Regions from separate parts of the Mus musculus genome. Here region 2 is linked to region 1. A link is a contact called in ENCODE Hi-C or POLR2A ChIA-PET data. All regions are on one chromosome and are shown on one strand. The core of a region is the stretch at or near the end of the contact, and the rest is flanking DNA. Distances in the headings are between cores, read along the strand shown. Region 1 holds the start of Cd52 (CD52 antigen). Region 2 holds the start of Zfp593 (zinc finger protein 593).

Evidence for each region. Hi-C counts contacts between places; a loop is a spot of excess contacts on that map. ChIA-PET counts read pairs that join two places held with the same protein, here RNA polymerase II (POLR2A).
Region 2: a loop to region 1 is called in a map of Patski, with 2.0 times the contacts of the local background. The contact joins the promoter of Zfp593 here to the promoter of Cd52 in region 1. A Hi-C loop is called at or near these places in 1 of 37 maps with a recorded cell type or tissue (Patski). POLR2A ChIA-PET finds 5 or more read pairs at or near these places in 1 of 5 experiments (embryonic stem cell).

The regions. Positions count from the first base shown.
Region 1 is chr4:134,089,904-134,097,153 of GRCm38, forward strand. It overlaps Cd52 (CD52 antigen), which reads right to left and starts at 5,170. Exons shown (of 2, transcript NM_013706.2): 1 at 5,031-5,170; 2 at 3,635-3,997. The coding sequence starts at 5,081. The coding sequence ends at 3,824. It overlaps Crybg2 (crystallin beta-gamma domain containing 2), which reads left to right. Exons shown (of 20, transcript NM_001162970.1): 18 at 1,175-1,333; 19 at 2,147-2,306; 20 at 2,416-2,601. The coding sequence ends at 2,504.
Region 2 is chr4:134,243,972-134,250,550 of GRCm38, forward strand. Zfp593 (zinc finger protein 593) reads right to left here and starts at 1,620. Exons shown (of 3, transcript NM_024215.2): 1 at 1,333-1,620; 2 at 1,054-1,116; 3 at 1-959. The coding sequence starts at 1,532. The coding sequence ends at 818. It overlaps E130218I03Rik (RIKEN cDNA E130218I03 gene), which reads left to right. Exons shown (of 5, transcript NR_040436.1): 2 at 1-4; 3 at 264-442; 4 at 936-1,131; 5 at 1,452-1,902. Gm30191 (predicted gene, 30191) reads left to right here and starts at 2,977. Exons shown (of 4, transcript NM_001372229.1): 1 at 2,977-3,381; 2 at 4,331-4,414; 3 at 4,517-4,614; 4 at 5,774-6,131. The coding sequence starts at 3,292. The coding sequence ends at 6,071.

The DNA of each region.
Region 1 (7,250 bases), core at 3,920-6,419:
TGTGGCCTGTGTGTGTGTGTGCATGCATGTAAGGAGTATGTATACACACACACATGTGCCCTTCTAAGAGTCTGTCTGTACGTAAGCTATTTGGGGTCTGGAGGACATGGGTGTCTGTGTGCCTGTCCATGCCTGTGCCCCAGAGAGTTCTGAGCTGTGTATGAGGGCATGTGTTTAGTCTCATTGTTCACAGACTCTCATGGCAACATTGTCGGAAGAAATCCTGGCAAATACCTTAAACTCTCATATGGGGAGATAAAGACCCAGGGGAGTGGACAAGGAGTTTCTCCGCAAAGTTGGGCAAGCACTGTTTGTCTATGGATCTTGGTGTGTGTGTGTGTGTGTGTGTGTGTGTGTGTGTGTGTGTGTGTGTGTCCGGTAGTATAACCCTGGCTAGCCTGGAACTCTCTGTGTAGACCAGGCTGGCCTCAAGCATCCATCTCCCTCTGCCTCCTGAGTTCTGGGATTCGACGTGTGGGCCATCTTGCCCAGGTGTTTCCTCATCTATAAAATGGGGATAACATTTGTGGTCCTGCATTTGTTGAAGACTGAAAATTGATAATGACTGCAGAACCATTGGGCAGTGCTCTAGTGGGAAACATGGCTCAGATCGAACTTAGGGCTAACATCATCCTTTCTGCTACTGTCACCACAAACAAAGACCCTGCTAATCCAGAGCCACTTCTGATCTCTGGACACCTTTAGCTTTAGCATGTATGTATGCATGCATTTTCTTTCTGTGTGTGTGTGTGCGCGTGTGTCTCTGTGTATATGTGTGTGTGTGTGCATGCGTGAGTGTGTGTACATCTGTAGTTTTATAATCAGCTGTACCTGTAGTAAGCATAAGTCGCTGGCACAGAACGGGCTGGGAGGAGCTGTGTGTCAGTTGTGATGTGAATGTGATGGCTGCATAGACCTGTGGAATCGTTTGTGCCTTCTATAAACTGCCACCTTGTGGACTGAGGGTATACCTGCCAGGGTCCCTTAACACAGGTGCAGGTATCTATAGTTACTGAGCTATGCATATAGTATGGGTGTATAAAAAAGATGTGACTTTGTCAGTGGGGACATTTGGAGGCAGGGGAGATTTAGGAGTGTGGGTCCCTCGAGGGTCCCTAGTTGAGGGTGGTAGGGCATCCCTGACAGCAACGTCTCAGCCTCTTCTCACCATCAGCGCCGAGCCTATTTTCGCCTGTGGAATGCGGCACTAGGGGGATTCCTGTCAGTGCCTGATCACGTGGAGGACATGAAAGCAGGCCGCGTGGTGGTCTCCGAGCCCCAAGCTGGGGGCAGCTGCATCTGGTACTATGAAGATGGCCTGCTGAAGAACCAGGTACGGTTCCAGAGCTTGTTTTGCTGAGACCAGGTTTGCCAACCTGCCTTGGGAAGTCCCAGCCCAGTTAGATGCAAGATGCATGCAACCCGGAAGTAGAGATGCGAGCTCATTCATCTTTCTTATGTTATATCTTCAAAGAACTAGTGTTTGGGGCTGGGCAAGTGCCACAGTAGTTAAAAGCACTTGTTGCAAGCCGGGCAGTGGTGGCACTTGCCTTTAATCCCAGCACTTGGGAGGTAGAGGCGGGCGGATTTCTGAGTTTGAGGCCAGCCTGGTCTACAGAGTGAGTTCCAGGACAGCCAGGGCTACACAGAAAAATCCTGTCTCGAAAAACAAAACAAAACAAAAACAACAACAACAAAAGCACTTGTTGCTTTTGCAGAGGACCTAAGTTCAGTTCCCAGCATAAAAATGATGACATAGGCCATCCCTAATTCTAGTTGCAGAGTATTTGATGCCCTCTTCTAACCTCGGTGGGCACCAGGCATGTGTTTATTGCACAGACATGCATGCGGTCAAAACACTCATAAAATAAATCTAAAAATGAATGAAGAGACTTACCTAGGGCTAGATTCAAAAGTAGTGAATGAGCTGGACAGGGTGGCCCACGTATTCAGGAGGCAGAAAGAGTTGAATATCTATGAGCTCAAGGCTAGCCTGGTCTACATAGCAAGTTCTGGGCAAGCCAAAGCTACATAGATACTGCGTCCCAGACAAAAGAAACCACAACAACAAAAATCCAGCGAGCGAAGGATGGCTTGAGCATGGGAGATTTCCTAGGCCAAATCTCACGATCTTCTGGGGCCTCAGATGGCCCCCACCATGAGCCTACAGGTGATTGGACCTCCTAGCCCAGGCTCCAAAGTAGTACTATGGGCCGAGAGCCGCCTACCACGCCAAACCTGGAGCATCAATGAATTGGGTCACATCTGCAGCCAAATGTTTGAAGGCCAGATCCTGGATGTGAAGGGTAATGTAGGGGTGGGGTAAGGGTGCATAAGAGGGGAGTAAAAACTGGGCTGCATCCAGCACTCTCTGACCACCTCTGAATTTTCCCCCTCCTCTCCCCCCCCCCGCAGGCGGACGAGGGTATGACCGTGACCATGTGGTGCTGTGGGAACCAACCAAGGACAGACTTTCCCAGATCTGGACTGTCCATGTACTTTGAACCAACCAACGCCATCACCAGTTTCCTTCAGGAGGCTTTTGCTGGGATGAAGTGTTTTATACAGATTTTGCTGTGAAATAAGCTATTTTCTACTATGCTGCTGGTGGTCTCGTCTCTGCACCTTGATGTTGGGATGGAGAGAGTCCAGTTGACCCTCAGCCTCCTCTTCTGGTTGGTTTCACTTCCTGTGCAGCTTCCCCTGACCACCAGGGGGAGCTGCATACCCCACACTGGTGTGTCATCCGTTCTGCCTCTCTGACTGTAGGGACTAGCCAGCCAAGCCTATGTGATTCCCACCCCAGTGCAGGACTCAGATGGGTGTTCAGGGGACAGAAGTGGATGGCTGTCCCACTTGGAAGAGGTACTGTAGGAGTTGGCCAGGCCAGAAAGAAATAACAGCAGAAACTATTCCAGGGATAGAGATGTATCCAAGGGTGAACTTTCAAGGTTCGGTCTGTGAGTCCACAGTGGGCAGGGCAAGAAAGACAGGAGGGTCTACATTTCTGCTTCTTCTAAATCTGGTCACAAAGCCTGAAGGTTTAGCCTTGGGCAGAAAAGCCAGGAGAAGGGGCTGGGTCCCTAGCTGTGTGACAGGTCAGGATATCAGAGACCTCGGGCTGCAGTTATGTTGCCATCCTCTGTTGACATGGGATCCTGGGAAGACACAGAGGCAAGGACCCTTGGGAATCAGTCTGAGCTTCCTTGTCTCCTCCAAAGACCACCCCCAAGCCCAGGAGGGCAGGGTGGTTAGAGGGGCTGCTGGTCCTTCCTGCCTTCCCTGGCTGAGGGTGTGGGTAGCAAGCCTTGCCTCCTCATCCTCTTGCCCAGTGATAGAAGGCATGTGGTCAGAGACTTGGGAGCCATCCTTCCGCAAACCTTCCCAGACACGGGCTGCTTCTGGGTCTGTAGTACTCCCGTTGGGAGTTTTGAGAGAAACAGCCAAACAATATGTGATTTCCCAGAATCTATCAGTATGAAGACATCAAGGGCATGGGCTGGGCACCTGCCTGAACCTGGGGTGTGTGGGGCTTGAGAGTCAAGGGCAGTACTGGGTTCACTCCTAATACTGCCGCACACATGACTCCTGAGGCCAGTGATGTGCAGTGATCGATCACACGTGGGACCCCATCTAAGCATAAGTATAACTTTATTGTGCCCTAGCTGGGTGTCACGGCCCCGCTCCCATTCCGGCCATTGGCTGTCAACTTTAGCCTCCTTGGATATCTGCTATCAACCCTTCCCGTGGGTTGGGATGTCTCTCGCTACTGATGGTGGCAGCAGTGGGTGGAGCACGGGGCTTCAGAAGCTGCGCCTTCACCTCAGCTGAGGTAGAAGAGGCACATTAAGGTATTGGCAAAGAAGAGGAAACTGCAGGCACCCGCATCGATGATGGATGAGGCCCCACTCTTTAAGGGGGTTTTTTTGGTGGAGGTGCTGTTTTTGTTAGTACCAGAAGCGGCCGTAGTGGCTTGTCCCAAGGATCCTGTTTGTATCTGCAAGAGAAGCGCTGCTCAGTAGGATTTGAACCTTCTGTTGAGGGCTCCTGCCCCTTTGTTCCCTTTCTTCAACTCTAGGCTTCCATAAAACTGCCATCAGCCCTGTTGAGATGTTTGGCTTCCCACCTCATCACAGGCAAGGGAAAGGCAGCCCCCATGTTTGTCATTCTTCCACCTCGAAACTTCCCACCACTTTTCAGGCTGCCAGATCCTCCAGCAAAGAGGGAAACAGAAACCCAAATGTGGGCTTCCCCTCCCAGAGCCTCGGTTTCCTCATCTCCTGGTGATCAGAGTCCACCATGGTCCAGAGTATCACACGTGACGGGCCTGAGTAAGGCCCCTGGCAGAGGGTGGGGTGGGGATGGCAGGTGACAAGCTGTCCTTGATGCTTGATCGGGCAGTAACTGAAGTTGCCCTTGATGGTCATCAAACTAGTTTTGGTGGCCATCAAACTGCCTTGATGCATGGTCTAGATGTTCTTGATCAAGAACTTGATGGCTCCATTCCCTGTGCTAATCAGGCCTCTCTGCGTACATAGTGCCACAAAGGATGCCTCCCAGGGTGGCAGTTGATCTGCAGAGTATATGGGAGACTTCTGTCTCTGTATTCCTGCACACCCACAATTCACTATGGCAGGGGCAGGGGACCCTCGGTCACCTATGGCAGTCTATTAGACCTCTCTCCAGCCCTCTCAAAAGGGCCACTTCTGCGGCTCTCCTCATCAGGGCTTCCTCTCCTGATCCAGAATTACCCAGAACCCTCTGAGTAGCTTCACACATCAGACACCTTCTGAGATTTCCCTCTCTGAGGCCAGTCTGATAGCGCCTGTGAGGAGTAGAAACCCAGCCATATAGGCCCTCCTAGATCCCTGGTTTCCAGTTGGCGACCATCTATCTCTGTCCCTGTGGTAGAAGGCAAGGGTCCCCACCACCACCACCGAGAACCTGCATTCCTTCCCCAGAACCTGGACCAAACCATTAAGCTAAGACCTGGTGGTAGCTGCAGTGACTCTAGGAGGAGCTGTCCTTACCTGAATCACAACCAGAAGAATGATAGTGAGGAAGAGGAGGAAGCTCTTCATCCTGAAATCTTCCTGGGCTCTGTAGCAGCTTTGAGAGATGAGTTCAGGACAGTCTGCAGGCCACTTTGAACCTGGCTGCTTTTTCTGCAGAAGAGAAAGGGAGGAGGCGGGAGGAAGGAGGGCCTAGGGGCGGGGAAAGGAGCTTCCTTCTTTCAAACCTGGGGGTGGATGAAACTAGCCTTGAGGTTCCTGTAGATGAGTTGTCAGTTCTCAAAAGAAGCACAGGCAGGGCATACAGAGCAACATGGAGACACGGGGCAGGATGGATGGATGGTTTCCAGGCTTGGAGCCCTGTGTCCTGGGAAGGAATCTTGTTTTCATGATTTGACAACTCAGACCTCAGGCCTGAGGCTGAATTTACAAGTCTTTAACATCCCCCTCAAAAAAAAAAAAAAAAAAAAGTATGCTGCAGTGATAAGCCTTATTTTTTTATCTTTGTATTTTGAGACATGGTCTATGTCACTCTGGATGGGTTTACATTCAAGCTGCTCCTGCCTCAACCTCTGAATTCTGGAATTGCAGCCCTACATCACACTGCTGACTAATCACTTACTTTAAAAAGAGCCAACAAGGGGCAGGAGAGGTGGCTCAGAGATTAAGAGCCCTGGTTGCTCTTCCAGAGGACCCAGGTTCAATTCCCAGCACCCACATGGCAGCTCACAACTGTAACTCCAGTTCCAGGGAGTCCAACACTCTCACACAGACACCCATGCAGGCAAAATATCAATGCATATACAATTAAAAAAATCATTAAAATAAAAAGCATGCCAGCTCTTAGGAGACAGAAGCAGGTGGGTCTCTATGAGTCTGAGGCTAGCCTGGGCTACATAGTGAGTTCCAAGTTCCAAGATTGAACTACATAGTTAAGATTCTGGCTCAGGCTAGGTGTGGTGGCGCACGCCTTTAATCCCAGCAATTGTGAGGCAGAGGCAGGCAGATTTCTGAGTTCGAGGCCAACCTGGTCTACAGAGTCAGTTCCAGGACAGTCAGGGCTACACAGAGAACCCTGTCTCAAAAATAAATAAATAAATAAATAAATAAATAAATAAATAAATAAATAAATAAATAAATAAAAATATTCTGGCTCAAAACAAAAATAAGCCAAAACAACCAAAAAGCCCTGTATATTGATAATGCCTAACTCTAGCAACTGTTATATAAATGGCAATTGTGTTTTGTTTTAAAGATTGAGTCCCTGTAATCCCAGAACTCAGGGTAGAGCCCAGGAGACGATCAAGGGCAGTTATATCTAAATGGTGACTTTGAGGCCAGCCTGGGCTACCTGGGACTCTGTCTGAAAACACACAGGCAAGCAAATGATCAGACAAGAGAAGGGAGCTAAGAGAGTGGAGTGGATGTAGAAGTCGTGGGAAATGGTGGATGGATCCTACCATTGGTTCTATGGAGGCTCAGGACCATTGAGATCCAGGAACCGGTAGCAAGATTTGATTAGTTTTGGGTCTGGCCCCATTTCCTCTGCTCCTCTGCTCTTTATTTTAAGTGAATCATTTTTGGGAAAAAAAAAATCCTTAAAGAAGTGTGTGTGTGTGTGTGTGTGTGTGTGTGTGTGTGTGTATGTGTGTGTGTGTATGTATGTGTGTGTGTGTGTGTGCATATGAGTGTTTCACCTGTGTACACCATGCATATGCCTGGCTCCTGTGAAGGCCAGAGAGGATATCAGATGCGCTAAGAACTGGAGTCACAGCTGTTCATAGGTGATGGTAATCGAACCCGGCTCCTTTGCAAAAGCAGCAAGCGCTCTTAAACCGCTGAGCCATCTCTCCAGTCCTTCCTGAAGTCTCTTAAGACTTGATGTTTTGGAATTTGGGTGAAGAAGTGTCATCCTACTCAGAGAGGCCTGAGAGGGGGCTCTTGGGAAGACAAACAGGTAAACACAGCCCAGCATTCAGGAATTAGAAGGCAGCTATTGATCTCTGCTGTGGGCAGAGCGATGGGAGAGTCCCCAAATCTGTTTGGACAGTGCCCTGCCCTAACTTAGACAAAACAAATCTGTGGTTTTGATACTGGGCAGTAATTATCTCCACTTGGCTGATTGAAAAAAAGTGACTTGGTCCAAGTTCATGACTTATCGAGTCATTTGAACTTGAGTCCAGGTCCCTCTGATGTCACAGCCACTTCCGGGACTGCTCTTGAATGAGCCAACCCAGT
Region 2 (6,579 bases), core at 370-2,869, 150 kb after region 1:
ACAGGTAAGGAAATCTACCTACCTCTTCCTCCCAACTTCCCCCAACGACACGTCTGATACCCCCAACAGTCAGGCTGTCACGTTCCCTGCTGCCTGACTAGCCGGGACCCAGATGGGCAGTGAGGCGAGAAGGATTGGGGTGGAATCTCCCTGGGGCAGAAATGGCGCCTGCATCTTCTTTACCCAGCTGCGCCATCTTATACCCTTCTTCCTGCCTAGAAGCCTCAGTTGACCCTTCACGTGCACCCTCTGTGCTCTCCCAGATGCAGGTGGCTGGGGAGCTGAAGGCAGAGCCCCGGAGTCCCCTGGTTGGGATTGTGGCTACATTGTTGGCTGTCCTCGGGTTAGGTGGCTCCTGCTATGCAGTATGGAAGATGGTGAAGCAGCGGCAACCATCACAGGCCCCGTGATGAGGCGGGTAGCCTCTCGCCCAGGCTTGGAGGTAGGCGATTCAGGGGAGGGGGCTGCAATATCCGAATCCCACTTTTTTCCCCTTGGGGATTAGTCTCAGCCATCGCTAGATCCTACTCCCAAGTTTTACGCTGTACCTAGCCAGACTCCAGCCTAGATCCAAAGAAGCAGGGGGAGGATACCCGTTCCAAAGCTGGACCTAGTAGGGAGTAGACATCTTGGCCCAGAAACCCCTGGTAAGGGAAGTTAGTATCGGAGGTGTGCCCTCTTGTCCAGGTCCTTTATTTTGGGCAGAACACCCGGAAGAGAGCATCTCCGCAAACCGGAAATCCAAAATACACACTCTCAGCTTGGCTGATGAACCACTGCCCATGGGCAGTTCCTCTGCCCTGCATCCTTAGGCCACTCAGGTGGACGTGTCCATCTCAGGGATATCAGTGGACACTTCTGTGGGCACGCCCAGCCGCTGGGGTTGAACATACGAGCCCATGCCCGCTGCCCTCTCAGCTTCTTCCTGACTGTAGGGTTCGACACTCAGCTGCTTCAGCCTGGGAAAAAGAAGAGTTGGAGATCGGAGCTCACCGAGTGCAAACCCTTCCTGCATGGCACCCATCCGCCAGTCCTCTACTGACCCCTCCATACCTTTTCTTGTGGTCTTTGGATCGGAAATGGGTCTTCAGGTTGGCTGAATCGATGAAGTACCTCCTGCAGGAATGTAGGGTGAGGGAAAGAGTGAAGGGGTGAGGTCTCTCACACCTCCCTGGCCCTAGCTCGTTCCCAGACATCGGATTCTGAACCCGAAGTGATAAGTGGCGGGTTGACCCAGGGATCCCAAGACAGAACCTTCTAGCGGCTCGCGGCCCGGACCTCGCTGCCCCTAGCTAGTACCTCAGACCCTGCTCCTCCCCAGGCTGGACTCACGCGCAAGCCAGACAGCGATGCAGGCCGCCCCCTGGCAGGTCCGGGTCGGGCTCCGCGTCCGGCTCCGGCTTGGGCCGCGGGAGCCCCTGCGGCCTCAGCTCGCGATGAATCTCATCCAGGTCCGGCCGCCGCTTCTTGGCCTTCATCTGGCGGGCTAAGGAATGTGCTCGGTGCGCGCCGGTCCGCCGAGAGCGACCCATGATCAGAGAGACACCCACACACAAGACCAAGAAACAGGGAGTAGGGAAAAGACCCACACGTGTTGGCGCTTCCGGGCCGCCCAGTGACGTCACGAGAGGCCCGCCCGGGGGCGGAGCAGGATTGGACAGACTGCCTCTGATGACGTCACGGTCGGGTTGGCCGTTTGAGCGCCCCCAGATGGTCGTCGATGATAGTGACTGGGCTCTCGCGGGGCGTGAGCGGGCTTGAGGGGAGCCGGTCCCACTATTCTGCCCGCCCCATCCTCACTTGCCGGTTTCCACACCCCGAATTTCAGTGGTAGGGGATGCTTTTAACGTCTCTGGAAGCACTGTTGCTTGTGCCATGAATAAATTACTTCATAAATGAGAATTAGTGTGGAATCATGGATGGGTCACCCAGAGATACCCCTAGGTTCTAACAAAGAGCCTTGTTCTCCTCACCTACCCCCCACTGGCGTTTCATTTTACATCTCTCCTCTGTTCTCCCTCCCCCACTCTCAAGCAAATTCCTGGGGCAAAAAGCAGAAAATTGTTTCACAAAGAATCTACCACCTAAGGGGTCTGTCCTTGAAGAGTGCTCAGCTCTTTTTACAAAAAGAGCTTTTTGTCTGTTGTTGGTTGGTTGGTTGGCTGCTTGCTTGCTTGGTTCTTCAGAACTGGGGTTGGTGTCCAGGGCTTCATATAATCCAGGCAGGCAGTCTAACAGAGGAGTTTGGGGTGGGGCACCACATCACTAGCCCAAGAGGAAATGTCCCTAGAAGAAGCCCCCCACCTTTGCTTTCTTTCTTTATGCCCAGGGAGGGCTGGCAGGAAAGGGGGAAATGACCAAGAAATGGTGCCTCTGCTCATCTTGGCCTGGTGCCTCTCAGGCTGGCCAGAGCCAGCTCCACTATATGGGGGCAGAGGACCTCAGCAATAATTAAGCATTCTGGCTCTTTGGAACCAGTTGCCAGGAAACAGGGAGTGAGGCACGTGCATCCCTGGGGAGAACAGGTTTCTAGGCCAGACCCGAAGTGAAATGGAAGCCCAGCGTGCTGACTGGAGGTCTGGGATCTTCCAACTCCAACTTATGAGGACTGGGTAGACACAGGGTGGGACCCTGATGAGGACCCAGCTAGAATGGCAGCGATCACAGGATGCATAGGTATGGCTCCTGGACTCAAGACTCCACTCAAGTGGAAAACTTTTTCTACAGCTATTGAGCCGCCATCAGTATTCCCGACTGCAGGCAGAAAAATGGACTCTCCAAAAAGCTGACTTTATTAACTTTGGCCAATTTGGGTCAAGACTTGGGGCTGAAATGGCACAAGCCTGCCCCAACCTCAGAATCCGTGGGATCAAGTTTACCTGCCTGGCACTGTGCCAGCTGGGGAGACTGGTGCATCTTTCATGAAGTCACCGGATCCCGGGGACAGGCTCTTGGTTCTTCCAAGTTTCTGGGACCAGAGCCACTGGTGCCCACTGAGCTACCAGCCTTCTGTGCCTGAGTGCCAGGACCCTTTTCCCCTGCAGCCATGAACCAAGCCTTCTGGAAAACTTACAAGTCCAAAGTGCTACAGACGCTGAGTGGAGAATCTGAAGAGAACTTGGCAGAGGAGGTGGGTACTGTCCTTATTTTCTAGGCCAGACAGACAGCCAGCCAAGGTAGGGAGCACAGAGAGCATTAAATAGTCTGGGGAAGAAGACAATTGTAGGTGGGCTTCCAAACAGCACAGCGCAGCGACAGAGATGTTCAAGAAAATGAAGGAGAGCTAGGGCCATGAGAGAAGCAGTCGCTGACTCCAAGGATCTCAGGAGCTGCCATACGAAAAAGATCGTTCCAACGCCAATATCGGCAGTAGACACAAAAGTACGTTACACTTTATACAGCTTTCTAGTGGACAAAGTTAAGCAAAAGTGGGATCCCTTGCCTGCAGAGTAGTGAGCTCCTGTTTATGGCAGTAGGGAGTGGCTCTCACCCTCTGCGGACCACAGTAGCAGCATCTGATGAAAGCCATACTTAGGCCGTACTTGGTTGTGAGAGAGAAGGCAAAAAGGACTTTGAAACTAAGACCGTTTATGTCTAGTAGTTGTGATAAATGGCAGTTACACAAATAGATGCGGCAGGGGGCAGGGACAAGCCCGGCGAGGGGGTGGATAAGCCTATGATTGGACAGGTGCGTGTCCAAGACTGGCTTCCTGTGGATGTGTCGGCAAGAGAATGCTACAATTAGTGTCTCTGTGGACAGTCCGGTGCAGATGTGAACTGGATTTAGTGAGTTTCCATACATGTGCGTTTTGAGCAGAATTCTGTACCTGCGTGCTTTCATGTGGGCATTTCCGGGGGCTACGTTTGGTTGGTAGAGAAATTTGGAGGGCTGTGCCTAGGTCTCTGTTTAGCCAGCTTCCTGCAGGAGAGGACACAGGAATGAATTGCTTAGCCTCGTGAGTGCTCTTGCCCGGGTGCCTAGACTGCACACCCGTGTGTATACAGGGGGAGAGGTCTAGCCACAAAGACGCTTGTGTGTCTGTAGTAGCACACATAGTGTGCCATTGTGCAAGGTTTCCAGTTCGTTCAGCTGTGTTTGGGAGTGGGCAGATGTAGGTGCTCAAGGGTATCTGCAGAGATTTACCATGCAGCCCTGCGTATGTGAGCAGAAGCATGATGAAGAGATGTGTGTGCCCGCAGGCATTCCTCTGGGCTCCAATGGAGATGCAGGGTGTGTGGGAGATGCACTTCTATGGTACATAGGCTGCCTAGTGCTGGTTAGCAATGGGGCTCCTCTCATGCTTGGGGTTGGGGGTGTCTTATGTCCCAGAGGGAGAGCCCCACCTTGGAGGAGTCTGAGAAGGCAGAACCCACGGAGGAGACGTTCAACCCCATGTCACAGCTGGCCCGCAGGGTGAGTCTGACAGTCTTCCGTTCAAGCCTTGGAAGCCTGACAGAGGCTGTGGTGAAGCCCTGGAGGCTGGTCCATTCCTGACGCCCAGTTCTCTCCTCCCAGGTTCAGGGGGTTGGGGTGAAAGGCTGGCTGACAATGTCATCTCTGTTTAACAAAGAAGACGAGGACAAACTGCTGCCACCAGAGCCCTGTGCTGATCAGTATGTGTGTCCTTAGGGGGCAGGGCTGGAAGGGTCCTAGGATCTCTCTTCTACCTCTGTCCCAATCCTGTAAAGCTTTAGTCCCGGGCTGATACAGCAGGCCTATGTAGGAGATTGGGTTAGATCTCTTGGGACTGAGGTAAAGGGAAGTCCTTCCTGAGGACAGCCATCTCCCTAGAACCCAGGATAGCAGAGAAGACCTTCCTGGGTGCTTGTGATGAAGGGTGGTCTAGATGATAAACCCTCACCTTCCAAAGCAGCTTGTCACCAGCGTAGATTCCTCTTTTGGTTCTCTTGGTGCCCATGGAGGCCTGAGGATCCCCGAGGAGCCCAAAGCGCAACAGTTTGGAAGGAATTGCTTGATAAGGTCTTTGATATTGGGAACAGACTCAGGGTTTCATTTCCAACTGGCTTTGGTTTCACACACACACACACACACACACACACACACACACACACACACACACACACAGAGCCCATCTGCGTTCTTTCAGTCCTGCGCACCCACCCACCACACTCCCTGCTTCCCTAGGACACCCATCCATTAGTCTTGCCTCAGGGCTCCTGCCCACCTCTCCCCCACCTTCCAGTCCCAGGTCTCTGAGGACTTTTCCAGAGGCAAGGCTCCTTCTTCAGCCTTATCACCCCTCCTTGACAGTCCTTTCCCGTATTGACTCTCCCTAACTCCTCTTCTATCTCTCTGTGCCAGGATTTCTTCCACTTTCTCCGAGTACCAAATTCCTCTTTCTCTCAATCCTAGAGCCTAACCACTTGGCTCACTTGGCTCTCTCCCCACATGGGGGAGGGGAGGGTCCCTCCTATAGGACCCAAACAAGCTCACCCCAACAGGCTCCCCCTTCTCCTCTCAAAGTCCCTCTCTGGCTTTCCAGACCTGGCTTGTTGGCCTATCCTCTCTGCACCAGAGTCAACTCTCCAAACTCCTGACCGCTCCATCCAACTCTGGGATCCCGGTTCTCCTCTGCCCAGCCCTCTCACCTCTCCTGATCCTGTCCTCTTCTACCTCCCCTTGCTTTCCAGGCCCTGACCTTGCCCCGACTCCCTTGGCCTCTCTGCTTGTCTTTCCTTCTGTCCACTACCCTGTCCACTGCCCCTCTCTGGGACCCTGGGCCATCCTGCTGACCCCCTGTCTCTCCTGCAGCCCGCTGGCTGCGCCCCCTTCCTCGCAGGCGGCCACAGCTGAGACCGAGCCGCGCGGACCAGGATTCTGGGACGCGTTCGCCAGCAGGTGGCAGCAGCAGCAGCAGGCGGCGGCGTCCATGCTGCGCGGCGTGGAGACCGCCGCGGAGAGGGACCCGGAGCCCCAGGACAAGCCTGACGAGGAGGCTACCGAGTGCCCCGAGACACGGGAGGCGGATCCAGCGGCAGGCTTCAAGTGGGGTTTCCTCACCCACAAACTGGCAGAGATGAGGGTGAAGGCTGCGCCCAAGGGCGACTAGCTGGCCCGCCACGTTGGTGCCCCTTCTTCCCTACCTCCCATAAAATCGTCTGGATTGACACTCAGTGTAACTGCGTAATTTTTTTCAGACAACAGGAAAAACTACTTTTAGGTGGGCGACCTCGTGGGTGGGTGGGGGCGTCTGGCTAAAGGGTTCTTTAGCCAAGAAGAGTGTTCTTTGTGCCAAGGCGCTCCAGTTGACAGGATTTAAGGTGAGACTTTCCAGAAAGCCCTCGAGGACAGACTCCACATCCCTGTCCAGCTTCATTTCATTCAGCAAACCCTGCTGGTTGCCCAACGGCATACGCGAAAACGAAATGCACGAAAATGCTGGACCAACAAGATAGCTCTCTACCAGCGGGTCCCATACAAAGTTTTGTTGAGGCACAAAACAGGGCAACCCGTGGGAGCTCAGGGGACATAGGGAATTTGGGGACAGTTTCCTGGATAAGAATGCAGAGTTGGGGAAGGAAATCAGAGCTGAGGGAGGATAATCTTGAACAAAGGCT